2 separate regions of the Homo sapiens genome follow, and region 2 is linked to region 1. A link is a contact called in ENCODE Hi-C data. All regions are on one chromosome and are shown on one strand. The core of a region is the stretch at or near the end of the contact, and the rest is flanking DNA. Distances in the headings are between cores, read along the strand shown. Region 1 holds the start of SOWAHD (sosondowah ankyrin repeat domain family member D). Region 2 holds the start of RHOXF1-AS1 (RHOXF1 antisense RNA 1).

What was found. A loop is a pair of places that touch in the nucleus more often than their neighbours do.
Region 2: a loop to region 1 is called in a map with no recorded cell type, with 5 times the contacts of the local background. The contact joins the promoter of RHOXF1-AS1 here to the promoter of SOWAHD in region 1. A Hi-C loop is called at or near these places in 1 of 37 single-sample maps with no recorded cell type.

The regions. Positions count from the first base shown.
Region 1 is chrX:119,756,264-119,763,033 of GRCh38, forward strand. SOWAHD (sosondowah ankyrin repeat domain family member D) reads left to right here and starts at 2,325. Exons shown (of 1, transcript NM_001105576.3): 1 at 2,325-3,939. The coding sequence starts at 2,405. The coding sequence ends at 3,352. RefSeq lists enhancers at 1-118, 4,186-4,255, 4,266-4,335 and silencers at 2,075-2,224, 2,335-2,634.
Region 2 is chrX:120,032,540-120,039,309 of GRCh38, forward strand. RHOXF1-AS1 (RHOXF1 antisense RNA 1) reads left to right here and starts at 3,697. Exons shown (of 5, transcript NR_131238.1): 1 at 3,697-3,993.

The sequences.
Region 1 (6,770 bases), core at 1,075-3,574:
AAAAAAATATTGCTGCAGCTGTTTGCATATTCTGGAAGTGTGTGTGCCTGTGTGCGGTTTGGTGTTTACAGATCTGGGGTTGCGGAGAGGAGTCTCCAGAGCAACGGAAGTAGCTGCTTGTCAGTCAGGATTCATTTTGAAAATGAAAGCCTGAAAGCTTGGGGCCCATTCTGGGCCTAGGCCTGGTCTCTGAGAAGTCAGCGAAGGCCAGGAGGTGGCTTTGGCCAGTCAACTCAGTGAATAAACCACTGAATCTCTTTTAAAGAAAAATGAATTGACCAAATCTATGAGTTGCTTTTGATGTCCTGCAGATTGGAGTCTGGAGCAGGGATGTGGGAGCAGGCATTGAGGTGCTGATTGTGGATACATGTCCCCCGCCCCCAACATACACACACACAATCACATTTTCCCAGCCTGCCAAACCAGAACAAGGTAACAAATATTTCTTGGATAACTACTAGGTGCACAAGGATAGTATGACATAGCTGTCCAAGAGTTTATAGTTTAATTGGCATATGAGAGCAAGGGGAGAGAGATGTAACACAAGGCAGTCTTGGGGCCAAAGAAGTAGCAGAAACACAGGGCTGGGGAAAGAGAGGGATCACTTTGGGCTGGGATAATCAGAGGAGGCTTGCTAGAGGTGGAAACTAAGCGCAACCTTGAAAGAAAAGAACTTCACTACATAGAAGCTCTTCCAGGCAGAGGAGTGTAAGTTATAGATACGCTCACGTTACAAGTCTATCCTTTTGGCTGGAATTTGGGGCTTGTATGTGATTTGCAGTTGATAAGCCAGGCTTGAATGCCAGTTCCTGTGTACCAGAACAAAGGCTATGGTGTCGCACAGACCTGCTCTGCCACTTCCTGCTGGGTGACCTTGAGCAAGTAGCCTAACCTCTCTGCAAACTGGGGACAGTAATGATTCCCAGCACTTGAGGTCACTGGGAGGATTAAAAGAGTTAACATATATAACGCAACAAGCACAGTGCCTGGCACATAGTAAATGTTCAAAACCAAATTACAAATGCATAAACTGTTCTGAAGGAAAGCTCTAGATATTTAGGACTTGTTCCAAATACGTGAGGGCCAAGGAAGAAAAGCTTCCGATACCTTCTATCACTGCTGCCACAGGTGGCCCCGAGGGAGTGGGCTGATTTGGCCTGAGCCTCCATCCCCCTTGGCCTAGACTGCTGGAACAGTCTTCCGACTTCCTGCCTCTGCACCTCCCAAATCACCTTTTTAACACAACCTCCATCATGGCTGTGTCTCTCCCCGGCTCAACAATCTTCTATGGCTCCCCGTTGCTCACTGACTGAGCTCCTTAAGATGCTGGGGGTGTGGAGGCAAGAACCACTATTTACTAAGGGAAGGGAAGAGCAAAGAGTACGCTGGTATTAGGAGTGAAAAAGAAAAAATATCCTTTTTTAAAAAGCCCCTAAGCTTTGAATTTGTAGAAAGCGGGGCCCTGGGGAGAGAGCAGGGATGCATCTCTAAAGAGAACAGGGCGCTCCTGCGGCGCCGGCTCAGATTCACCTGTAGCTGCTTCTCCAAGCCAACCTGGGAAAATTGACGGGAGGGAAGAGGGTGGAGAGCAGGACAGAGAGGGCGGTGCAGAAGGGGAATATCCCTCCTGAGTTCCCTGGAAGAGCGTCAGCCTGGACCCTGGTCTTGGGCTTCTCTGCTGGAATCCTGGGCAGCCCCGGGTGCTGCGGCGAGGGTCAAGGCCACACAAAGGGCAAGGCAGGCAGACGAGCCAGTCACATGGGGCAGTCGAGCTGCCTGCGTGAATGCTAGGCGCGGGACAATGGCAACTCCGGGACAAAGTGCAGGGAGACTCCTGAAGAGATAAGAGGGAAGGGCGAAGGAAGGGGGCGGGGAGCCAGAGCCTCGGAGCTCCAGGACCGCGCTTTGGGAGACCGTGGCTGGAAGCCGAGCTCGGCCCGCTGCGGAAGGGGCGCCCTCGCGCCTCTACACTCTAGCCCCGGCTGGGATGCTGAGAACCGCGGCTTCCAGGGCCGCAGGCGAGCTCCCAGCCAGTCCCCGCGCCCGCCCTTCGGTGCTGGAGGCGGGGCTGCCGAGCTCACCTGGCCGTTTGGGGTGGGACCGCCCGCGACCCGGGGGAGCTGCAGAGGCGGCGGTACCCAGGGAAGTGGAGCTGGGCTTGCCCTGGGGACTTGGCTGGAGCTCACACCCCTCCACGCCCCCCAAGGCCTGCGCGGGGGCCCTCCCCTAGCTCCCTCCCTCCTCCTCCTCCTCCTCCTCCTCCTCTCCTTTGCTCCCTCCCTCCGAACCCAATTGCTCAAGCAGCTTCCTTCCCCAACGCCAGCGCCAGTTCCTCTCCCGTTGGGGCCCGGGAAGGGCAGCTAACGCTGGACACTGGGACGGCCGCGGCGGCAGCTTCAAGACCATGGCCCAGCTCGGAGGGGCCGCGAACCGGGCACCCACGGCCTCTCTCGCGCCGACCTCGCAGAGCCTGCGGTGCGCCCCGCAGCCCCGCCCCTCGAGAGCGGACACTGGTAGCCTGGGCAGGTACTGGGGCAAAGCCGCAGCCGCCGCCTCCCGGGAGCACCCCTTCCCAGGCACGCTGATGCACTCTGCAGCGGGCTCAGGGCGCCGGCGGGGAGCGCTGCGGGAACTGCTGGGGCTGCAGCGGGCGGCTCCTGCGGGGTGGCTGTCGGAGGAGCGCGCCGAGGAGCTGGGCGGGCCGAGTGGGCCGGGCAGCAGCAGGCTGTGCCTGGAACCGCGGGAGCACGCGTGGATTCTGGCAGCCGCCGAGGGCCGCTATGAGGTGCTGCGGGAGCTGCTGGAGGCTGAGCCGGAGCTGCTGCTGCGGGGCGACCCGATCACCGGCTACTCGGTTCTGCACTGGCTGGCCAAGCACGGGCGCCACGAGGAGCTCATTCTGGTACACGATTTCGCCCTACGCCGGGGGCTGAGGCTCGACGTGAGCGCCCCAGGCAGCGGCGGCCTCACGCCCCTCCACCTGGCGGCCCTTCAGGGCCACGACATGGTCATCAAGGTGCTGGTGGGCGCCCTGGGTGCTGACGCTACGCGCCGCGACCACAGCGGCCACCGGGCCTGCCACTACCTGCGGCCCGACGCGCCTTGGAGGTTGCGGGAGCTGTCGGGAGCCGAGGAATGGGAGATGGAGAGCGGCAGCGGGTGCACCAACCTGAACAACAACAGCAGTGGCACCACTGCGTGGAGGGCCGCGAGCGCAGTGGGCGCGACGGCTGTGGAGACAAGCAGGAGAGTGGCAGCGTCGCGGACCAAGGCGAAGGACACCGCGGGCAGCCGGGTGGCGCAAATGCATAGCCTTTTCCGCCATCTGTTCCCCTCATTCCAGGACCGTTGACAGGGACAGAGACTGGAGAGCTAGGAGGGGCTGTGACACTGTGGCGATGGCTAGGTCCTGGGTTGTCCCGGGTTCCACCGAAGGAGAGGCGCCTTGGACGCTGCTTGGGCCTGCAAGGAACAGAACACGTCGGGGTCCGACTCAGGTACTTGTCTCAGGTCTCCTGTAACCACCGGCCTGGAGGACCCGGGGACTCGGGCACCACCTCACCAAGAGAGAGTGAAGGACCAAGCTGGCCTGGCTCCGAGTTCCAAAGCTACAGGACTAAGGAGTTGGGAGCAGGGAGCGTGGTCCTGCTTGGGAGAGGGCAAGTTAAGCTTCCAGGGGCCATTTCTGGGCAGGCCGACGCGCTGGGTTTATTAGGAAACATTCGCTAGAAGAATGAGTTAAGATTGTAAACCACCAATGCAGAGAAAACGCCTAACTCTGCCGGCCTCGCTCGGCCATTAATGGGTCTTGGGGTGCGGGTAGAGTCAGCCTCTGACAACCTCCTCCTGAGACGACCCAGCCTTACTGGTACTTTTTCTCATGTATCACAGGTTACTTCTTATGTATATTAAAGTGGAATATGTGTTCTTTTCACATGACAAGGCTGTCCTTTCAGTGTTTTCCCCCACCTCCCTTACTAACCACAAAGGAAGAAACTGCATATGTTTGCAGGGTAGAGGTCACCCAACCATGGCCGTGATGTTGTGCCCCCCGGGGCAGGCTCTGGGCCTCCTTCTCAGAACAAATGGCCAGAGCTGTGCACAGAAGAAGCTACTTCCACTTGGATCTGAGGAGAAACATACAGTTCACCTCTGTCCTGAGCTCTTTGATGGTCTGGCCTCAGGCACCAGCCTCATCCTAGAAGAGTTGTCATATAGGGGCCTTGGGTTGGGGGTAAAAGGCAAAAGTTTCCAAATTTACATTTCTGATATTTCCACGGTCAGTCATGTAATTTACCTTGATTTGTGGCCTCTAATGAGACACACCCACGGGCACTTTTTTTTTTCCAAGATGGGGCTTTCCTCAGTAGCATTTATTTATTTATTTTTGAAATGGAGTCTCACTCTGTCACCCAGACTGGAGTGCAGTGGCGCAATCTTGACTCATCGCAACCTCTGCCTCCCGGGTTCAAGCAATTCTCCTGCCTCAGCCTCCCAAATAGCTACAGGCACCCGCCACCACGCCCGGCTGATTTTTTTTTTTTTTTTTTTTTTTTGGTATTTTTAGTAGAGACGGGGTTTCACTATGTTGGCTGGGCTGGTCTCGAACTCCTGACCTAGTGATCCGCCTGCCTCAGCCTCCCAAAGTGCTGGGATTACAGGCATGAGCCACCACGCCCAGCCAGCAGCATTTATTTATTATTACTGTTTTTTGAGACAGAGTCTCACTCTGTCGCCCAGGCTGGAGTGCAATGGCGTGATCTAGGCTCACTGCAACCTCTGCCTCCTGGGTTCAAGCGATTCTCCTACCTCAGCCTCCCAAGTAGCTGGGATTACAGACGTGCACCACCACGCCTGGCTAATTTTTGTATTTGTAGTAATGATGGGGTTTCGCCATGTTGGTCAGGCTGGTCTCGAACTCCTAACCTCAAGTGTTCCCCTGCCTCAGCCTCCCAAAGTGCTGGGATTACAGACACGAGCCACCACACCTGCTCAGCAGCATTTAAAAAATTAAGTTTAAGGCTGGGTGTGGTGGCTCACAGCTGTAATCCCAGCACTTTGGGAGGTTGAGGCAGGAGGATCCCTTGGGCCCAGGAGTTCTAGACCAGCCTGGGCAATATAGGGAGACCCTGTCTCTACAAAAATATACAAAAATTAGCCAGTTGTAGTGGTGCAGGCCTGTAGTCCCAGCTACTAGAGAAGCTGAGGTGGGAGGATTGCTTGAGCCTGGGAGGTGGAGGCTGCAGTGAGTAAAGCATTCCACTGCACTCCAGCCTGGGTGACAGAGTGGGACCCTATCTCAATAAATATATATATTTCACTTACGTAAAATTCTTTTTAAAAAGTTAAGTTTAATGCATAAATTGTAGCTTGCAAAATTGCTCCCATTCAGAAATGGCATGAATTAAATAGACTACAGGAGGGTTGACTGAGCCTGAAAGGCCAGGAAAGCAGTTGCTGGCTACAGACCCATGCTGCCTTGGAGAACAGTGCATTTTAAAAATAGCACTGTATCCCTGAAGGCTTGGGTAGCCCTTGCAATGGACTGTCGCGTTCCCCAGCCCTCTCATCCCAGTCCGTGAACACCAGCCAGAAACAGTCACCACTAACAAACAGCCCAGAAACGCCACCCTGAGCCCATCCATCCAGGTTTCCATCTCTGCCTGGTGGGCCTGTTTGCTTCTGTGCTCAAAACTTTCCTACTTTCCTTTATTTTTTATTTTTGAGATGGCGTCTCACTCTTACCCAGTCTGGAGTACCGTGGCAACGATCATAGCTCATTGCAGCCTCAAACACCTGGGCTCTGGTGAACCTCCTGCCTCAGCCTCCCAAGTAGCTGGGACTACAGGCACATGTTGCCATGCTCAGCTATTTTTTTTGTGTGTGTGTCTGTACAGACAGGGTCTCGCTATGTTGCTTAAGCTGGTCTCGAACTCCTGGGTTCAAGTCATCCTCCCACCTCAGCCTCCCAAAGTGCTGGAATTACAGATATAAGACTCTGTGCCTGGCCCACACTGCCTTCCTTTAGTAACCCATGAGGGTCTTCTCAATCATGAAATGATCCAAACCCCCTTGCTGTTTTCAGCCTGTCCCATGTCTCCAGGAGCTACACCTTAAACACACTTACACAGTGTAATAGAGCATTTCCTTTGTCTTTTCTTTCTTTCTTTCTTTCTTTCTTTTTTTTTAGATGGAGTCTTGCTCTGTTGCCCAGGCTGGAGTGCAATGGTGTGATCTCAGCTCACTGCAACCTCCGCTTCCAGGGTTCAAGTGATTCTCCCTGCCTCAGCCTCCTGAGTAGCTGGGATTACAGGCACCCACCACCACGCCCAGCTAATTTTTGTATTTTTGGTAGAGATGGGGTTTCACCATGTTGGCCAGGCTGGTCTCGAACTCCTGACCTCAGGTGATCCGCCCACCTTGGCCTCCTAAAGTGCTGGGATTACAGGCATGAGCCACCGTGCCTGGCCTTCCTTTGTCTTTTCTAAATGAACTTCTTTTCTTTAGTAATTGAAGGAGGGAGGGCTAACAGTTCCTAGATTCTGGCAGTTGGCATTGGCATCTGGCATTAACTCTCTCCACCCCGTGCCCATTTTATAGATGCGAACAGGCCAACTGATGCAGGACTGTGGTTTCTGTTCCACAACCTCCCCCTTGATAGCTGCCAAGGTGGGTTGGGCTTGGTGAAGGCTGTCAGGGCAGGGCCTTCTTGCCACTTGGCTGAGTCTGCAGGCTCCTGGCTTGCAGGGAAGATTGGTGTGTGCTGAGCA
Region 2 (6,770 bases), core at 2,447-4,946, 280 kb after region 1:
TTTAAGTAAAGGAGACTGTCTTGGATAATCTTGGTGGGCCTCATCCAATCAGTTGAAATGCCTTAAGAGCAAAACTGATATGCCCAGAGGAAGAAGAAATTCTGCCTGCTGACTGCAGCCTCAGTTTCCACCTGAGAGTTTCTAGGCTTCCCAAGTTCCCTACAGATTTTGGACTTACCTAGCTGGACCCCACAATCATCTAAGGCAATTCCTTGAAACAAATCAAATACATATATACCCTGTTGGTTTTTTTTTTTTTTTTTTTCTGAAAGAACCCTGACTAATACAGATTTTGAAACTAGAAGTGGGATGTTGCTGTACTAAAGACCTAAAATGTGGAATTGGCTTTGGAATTAGGCCATGGATAGAGACTAGAAAAATTTTTGAGAAGCGTGATAGAAAAAAACCTAAATTGCCCTGAAGAGACTGTTGTTAGAAATAGGAATATTAAAGTTGATTGTATAGAGGTCTTGGAAAGAAATGAAGAAAATGTTACTGAAAATGGGAGGAAAGGCAATGCTTGTTATACAGTGACAGAAAACTTGGCTGAACTATGTTCTTCAGTCACATGGAAAGCAGAACTTGAAAGTGATGAACTTGGATATTTGGCAGAAATTTACAGGCAAAATCCTTAAGATTTTTCTTTGTGAACCCCAAGATCTTTACCCTAAAATGGTTCTGTTGAATTTTACCCTGACAATGTAAATTGATAGCTTATCTTCATAACCTGGTTTCTCCTTGCTGCTTATAGTAAAATGTAATATTGATACAGACAGGAGACAGGGAAATACTGGGTAGAAGAGGGTGGTTTCCCAGCAAAGGCCCCACCCTCAAGTCTGGAAACCCGTGGCCCTAAATGGGAACAAGCGTTCCTGTTTTTGTGCCCAAATGCTGCCTTTTGGCCTGCCACGCCCCTGTATCCTGTACCTGTATAAACTCCAAACCCCAGGATCCACAAGCAGATGAGCAGACAAGCAGAAGAGCAGAGGAACAGAAGAGTGGTGTGGCAGAGAAGGAGAGAAGAGAAGGAGCTTCTGAACATCAAGAGGAGTTAGGCTGGGGACGGTAGGAGAGGAGATCAGCCAAGGGACGACTGAACTCCAGGGGAAGATTATCTTCCCACTCCATTCCCTTTCCAGCTCCCCATCCATCCTGCAGAGAGCCACCTCCATCCAGCAATAAAATACGCCACATTTACCATCCTTCAATTTGTCTGTGTGACCTGATTCTTCCTGGATGCTGGACAGGAACCCAGTACCAAGAGGGCACTGAGCTGTTTAACACTTAAGCTGTCCCTGGATGGCAGGGCTAAAGGAGCATTGTAACATCCCTGGATATTGCTGTAGGCCCAGAGCCCAAAAGTGCTTGCCCTAGCTCAAATGCGTGCTCCCCCTCCCATAAGGGGTTTGAGCATGCAGTGGCCAAACAGACGAGCCACACCCCTGTTGCAGGCCCTGCAAGGGGGGTCAGTGAACTCTCCCATTTCAATGTGAAAGATATAAATTGAGGAAAGAACTATTAGGCAAAAAGTAACTAGCACTTGATTTTGGAGGTTCTCAGCCTATCGTGATTCCAAAGGATGCCAAAATTAGAAAATTTATTGTCGCAAAAGCATACTCTGAAGAGAAGGCCAACAGTATGGCTGGACAATCTTGCTAAAGAGATTATATATGTGATTCATGGATCCAATCAACCATATCAGCTGAAGGCAGGAATAGAGATGGGTTTATCCAGGAAGGATCTTGTCTAATGACATGGACTCCCATAACACACACGAGACTGATAAGGATTTTGAGAATGTTATATCAACAGAAATACTGGCATCTTGGAGTAAAGGAGATAGATATGGGATGAAATGAAGGAAGACTGTTGGACTTCTGGAAATCTATAGGCAGGATATGAGCTGACAGGGCTACTAGACTGCAAAGACACATTAGCCTTCAAGAAAAAGGAAGAGTGAATTATGAGGGTGGCACAGAAGCTGGTGGATCACTGCAAGACCAGATGGCAGAACATTGAGCTAAAGAGGATTGTTCCTAGGCCTTGAAATCTAATGGAATTAGCTATGCTAATTATTTATTTATTTACTTTTTTGAGATGAAATCTCATTCTGTCACGCAGGCTGGAGTGCAGTGGTACAATCTCAGCTCACTGCAACCTCCACCTGCCAGGTTCAAGCAATTCTCCTGCCTCAGCTTCCTGAGTAGCTGGGATGACAGGAACTCACCACAATGCCCCTCTAATTTTTGTATTTTAGTAGAGACGAGGAGGGGGGTTTCACCATGTTACCCAGGCTGGTCTCGAACTCCTGACCTCAAGTGATCCACTCACCTCAGCATCACAAAGTGCTGGGATTATAGGCGTGAGCCACCACACCTGGCCCTGCCATGCTAAATTTTGAACTTACTTGGGACAAGAAACCACTTTATGCCTCCCATATTCATTCTTTTGGAATGGTAATGTCTTGTAAAAGGAAAATAAATCTCAGGACTCCAAAATCATTAAGCCAAAGGGAAAAGTCAAGCTGGGAACTGCATCAGGCAAACCTACCTCCCATTTTATTCTTAAATAAGATAGCTACAAACAAAAAAAAAAGCTACATACATGTCTCACAATTTGTCCACTGGGACATTCCTTTTGAGCCCCAAGATGTTTACCTTAAAATGGTTCTGTTGAATTTTACCCTGACAATGTAAATTGATAGCTTATCTTCACAGGTTCTAGACAAAGAACAGAACTCAAAGTCATCCTTCTGTTCATCTGAGACAGATGCATATCTGATTGCTTTCCTAATGTAAAAATGCAGATTCACTGAGCTGACAAAGGCATAAGTAACTATTCCTCTACCCTTCTCTCACATGTAAACTGTGTATTCAGTGAAAGGTTTATCAAACACTCAAAATAATGCAACCATTTGTCTGTTATCTACCCACACCTTTAATTTTTTTTCCTTTTCCCCCAATATCTGCCCTTTTGCCTTTAAATACTGAAGTCCACAAAATCTTCTTTGGAAAAAGGCATAGACCTGCCTTCCAGATGCATGTTCTTAACCTTGGTAAAATAAAATTTCCAAGTTAATTGAGACCTAGCTCAGATACTTTTTGGTTTACAAATTGGTAACCACCAAGGGATTCTGAGTGGAGGTGCCCCTGACCTTTGACAAATCTTCTATTACTGCTTGGTACCAGCTTGAGATATCTTTATTGCTCAAATCAATAGGCAGATTTGCTGAGGCCTGGGAACTTCCCCCCTCCAGACAATCCCTTGTAGCAGGACGAGCTGCAGACAAAATCTTTCAGACACTGAGTTGTAGAAGGAAGGGCTTTATTCAGCTGGGAGCATCGGCAAGCTACTGTCTTAAAATCCGAGCTCCTCGAGTGCACAGTTTCTGTCCTTTTTAAGGGCTCATAACACTAAAGATTTCACATGAAAGGGTCGTGATTGATTGAGCAATCTAGGGGGTATGTGACAGGGGCTTCATGCACCGGTAGTCAGAGTGAAACAGAACAGAGCAGGGAGTTTCACAGCGTTCTTCCATACAATGTCTGGAATCTATGGATAACATCGGTTGCTAAGTCATGAGTTGATTTTTAACTACTAGGTTTAGGCCAGGCAGGCCCAGGCCTGGTTTCAGTTCTGGTTTTGGGTCTGGTGCCTGGCTGCCTGCCCTTGGTTTCACTTCCTTGTTTTTTTCTTAAAACAGGTACTGAGTATAAAACAATATAAAACAATATGAGAGGGTCCGTCTCTTCCCTCACCCTGATCTCCCCAAATTTGGTCGATATCTAAGGTTTTTTTTTGCTGTACAACTCCTTTTCTGGAGTTTTACTCACTTTCAACAAGGAAGGTGAGTTTTCCTGCTTCCATGATGATGGAGGGCAGGCAACTCCTTTCTGGAGTTTCAGCTCAATTCCAACAGGGAAGGCGAGTTGGAGTTTTTTTCCTGCTTATAGGCTGGTAGAGAGCAGTGTTGAGCCTGGACTCCATTCCTAGGTAAGTAGCTGAATTGGGGTTTTATCTTGAAAATTCTCCTTAATGACCTAAAGTTAAGATTAACAACCAGCAGCTCTTAATTTCTCCTTACCATTAGAGTGCTCAGGAATTGTATACATAGTATGATCATTTGTTTGTTTTGCCAAACTGTTTTTTCATTTATTTGTTTGTTTTGTTGTTTTGGTCTTTTTCCCATTGGATTTGACTAACTCTACCCAACTATATCAAATGTGAAGGAAAGTTACAAATGGTGAGGAACAACGCCTCTGCATTGGGTAAATTCCTGCAGCTGGGGGGGAAAAGGGAAAAGGATAAACAGCCATCAACAGGAAAAAAGAAAGATTTTGACTACCTGAGGGGCTTTATTTACATAACAAGGCCACCTTTTGCTAGCCAAGCCAAACTGTGCTCCACACTGCAGTTCTGTAGCTAAGGTTTTGCCCTTTTTTCCACCACAACAGCCTGGGTTTGGTTCCTAAATCAAGTTCTTTCTGGTTTGATATTTGTGTTATTTTTGAAATATCAGCAATTTGTTCCAGCTAAAATAGGGTAGTGAGATTTAGAAGAATTTTTTAAGAGCTTAGTGGCTAAAAGTCAGTTTAATTAAAAGCTAATATCCACGATGTGTGTGTGTGTGTGTATATTTAAAAGGCCTTTATGGTTTTTTGTTTTGTTTTGTTTGTTTGAGAAGGAGTTTCACTCTTGTTGCCCAGGCTGGAGTGCAATGGTGCGATCTTGGCTCACTGCAACCTCTACCTCCCGGGTTCAAGCAATTCTCCTGCCTCGGCCTCCCAAATAGCTGGGATTACAGGCATACGACACCACACCCAGTTAATTTTGTATTTTTAGTAGAGATGGGATTTCTCCATGTTGGTCAGGCTGGTCTCAAACTCCCGACAACCTCAGGTAATCTGCCTTCCTCAGCCTCCCAAAATGCTGGGATTACAGGCGTAAGCCACCGTGCCTGGCCTGTTTTTTTTTTCTCTCCTAGTACCTTGTTTTTTGAGAAAAAGGTTTTTTCCTTCTCAGTCAGTCAAATGAATTCTGTTTTCTCCATTTACTTCTGCCTATCTCTCCTTTCTCTTGTTCCCCTCTGCTGCATGAGGGACCCAAAATAGTTTCTAACAGCCTGTAATTCCTTAAATAAAACAGAGAAGGCACTAGAGTCCTTTTTGAGGAGAAACATCTGTTTTTCCTTATGGAACCCCAAGAGTCTAAACAGACAAGTTCCTCTCAGATCTTAAACTGCTTGCTTTTGTACTGTGTTACCTGATTTTTGGACTAAGTTATTACAACAGAGGCTACTCTTCGGGTGTTTAAGATAAGAAAAGGTATACTTTAGACACTTAGAGGAAAGTCTTTGTAACAAAGTGCAGTGCAAATGCATCACATGGTCTAGAATCATGATAATTCTATCTTTTGGAGATCCAGGATTCAGCGTGGGCTCTGCCCAGAGCTGAGATCCAGTTAAAAGCTAGAGACTAGGCTGGGCACAGTGGCTCATGCCTGTAATCCCAGCACTTTGGGAGGCCAAGGTGGGCAGATCACGAGGTCAGGAGTTCAAGACCAACCTGGCCAACATGGTAAAACCCCATCTCTACTAAAAATACAAAAATTAGCGGGGCATGGTGGCAAGTGCCTGTAATCCCAGACACTTGGGAGGCTGAGGGCATGCCCAGCCGATGCTACACTTTTAAACAGCCAGATGTCATGATTACTCACTATCATTAGAACAAAACTAGAGGGGAAATCTGCCCCTATGATCTAATCGCCTCTCACCAGGCCCCATCTCCAACACTGGGGACTACAATTTGATATGCCTTTGCAATATCAATTGCTGCATACCAAGTTCTCTCTGTTTTGGGCCTCTGTAATAGTCACAATGTCAGGTACTGCTGGTGCCAAAGGTGGTATTACGCATTGAGCTGCCTAAAATCAGTGGTAAGTCTCCAAGAAACCAAGGTCTTGTGCACAGGCCAGATGGGGCTATTGAATGGAGAAACAGTCTCATGAAACATTTTGGCTTCCTTAAGCTCAGCAATGATGGCAATTATTCTTTTTCTCCCCTAGGCAGCTGACATTGTTTTTTGGGAAACAACAGTACTAGGTGTTGGTCATCAGATGGGTCCATGGTCTTCTATATTTCTCACTAAGATGGCCATAACTATTGCAATTCCTGTCAGGGCTTGGAGGCAAAGGCAAGTGGGGCTGCACATGGAAAACACATCACTGCCAATATTTCATTCAGTAGTGGGGGCCATGACAACGGAGGTTAGTAGGAGCCCAAAGTCAGAGAACACGATCTGTTTTCTCCTCATCTTGATGCAAGGGTTTGTGGGGATCACAGTCACCTGTGTACTGGTATCTAAAAGGCCTAAGAAGTGCAATTCCTCTCCACTGTTCAGTTGAACTCTAACCTTGGCATAGGGCCTCTGGGTCCCCTGAGTACAGAAGGATCTTGTTTATAACCCCTAAAATCTTTGGATTTTTGTTTGTAACCCCTAATCTTGTTTATATTTGAAAGCTGAGTGTCAGAGCAAAAGTTGCTCAGGATCTCTGATTTGTCTCCAAATCCACCAGGAGAGGTGGAAGGCCATCACTGTGCAGACTCTAGCGGGACCACTTATCAAATCCCCATGGCCTGGTACTTGGCCCTGAATTTTTTAGTGGGGAGCCCATCAATCTGCTTTCGTGGTTCCATTATTGAGTAATCAGACTCAGAGATCTCTTTGGGAAGGCCCTTGCCCAGACAGTCCAGAAGAGGGCACTCAAGTACT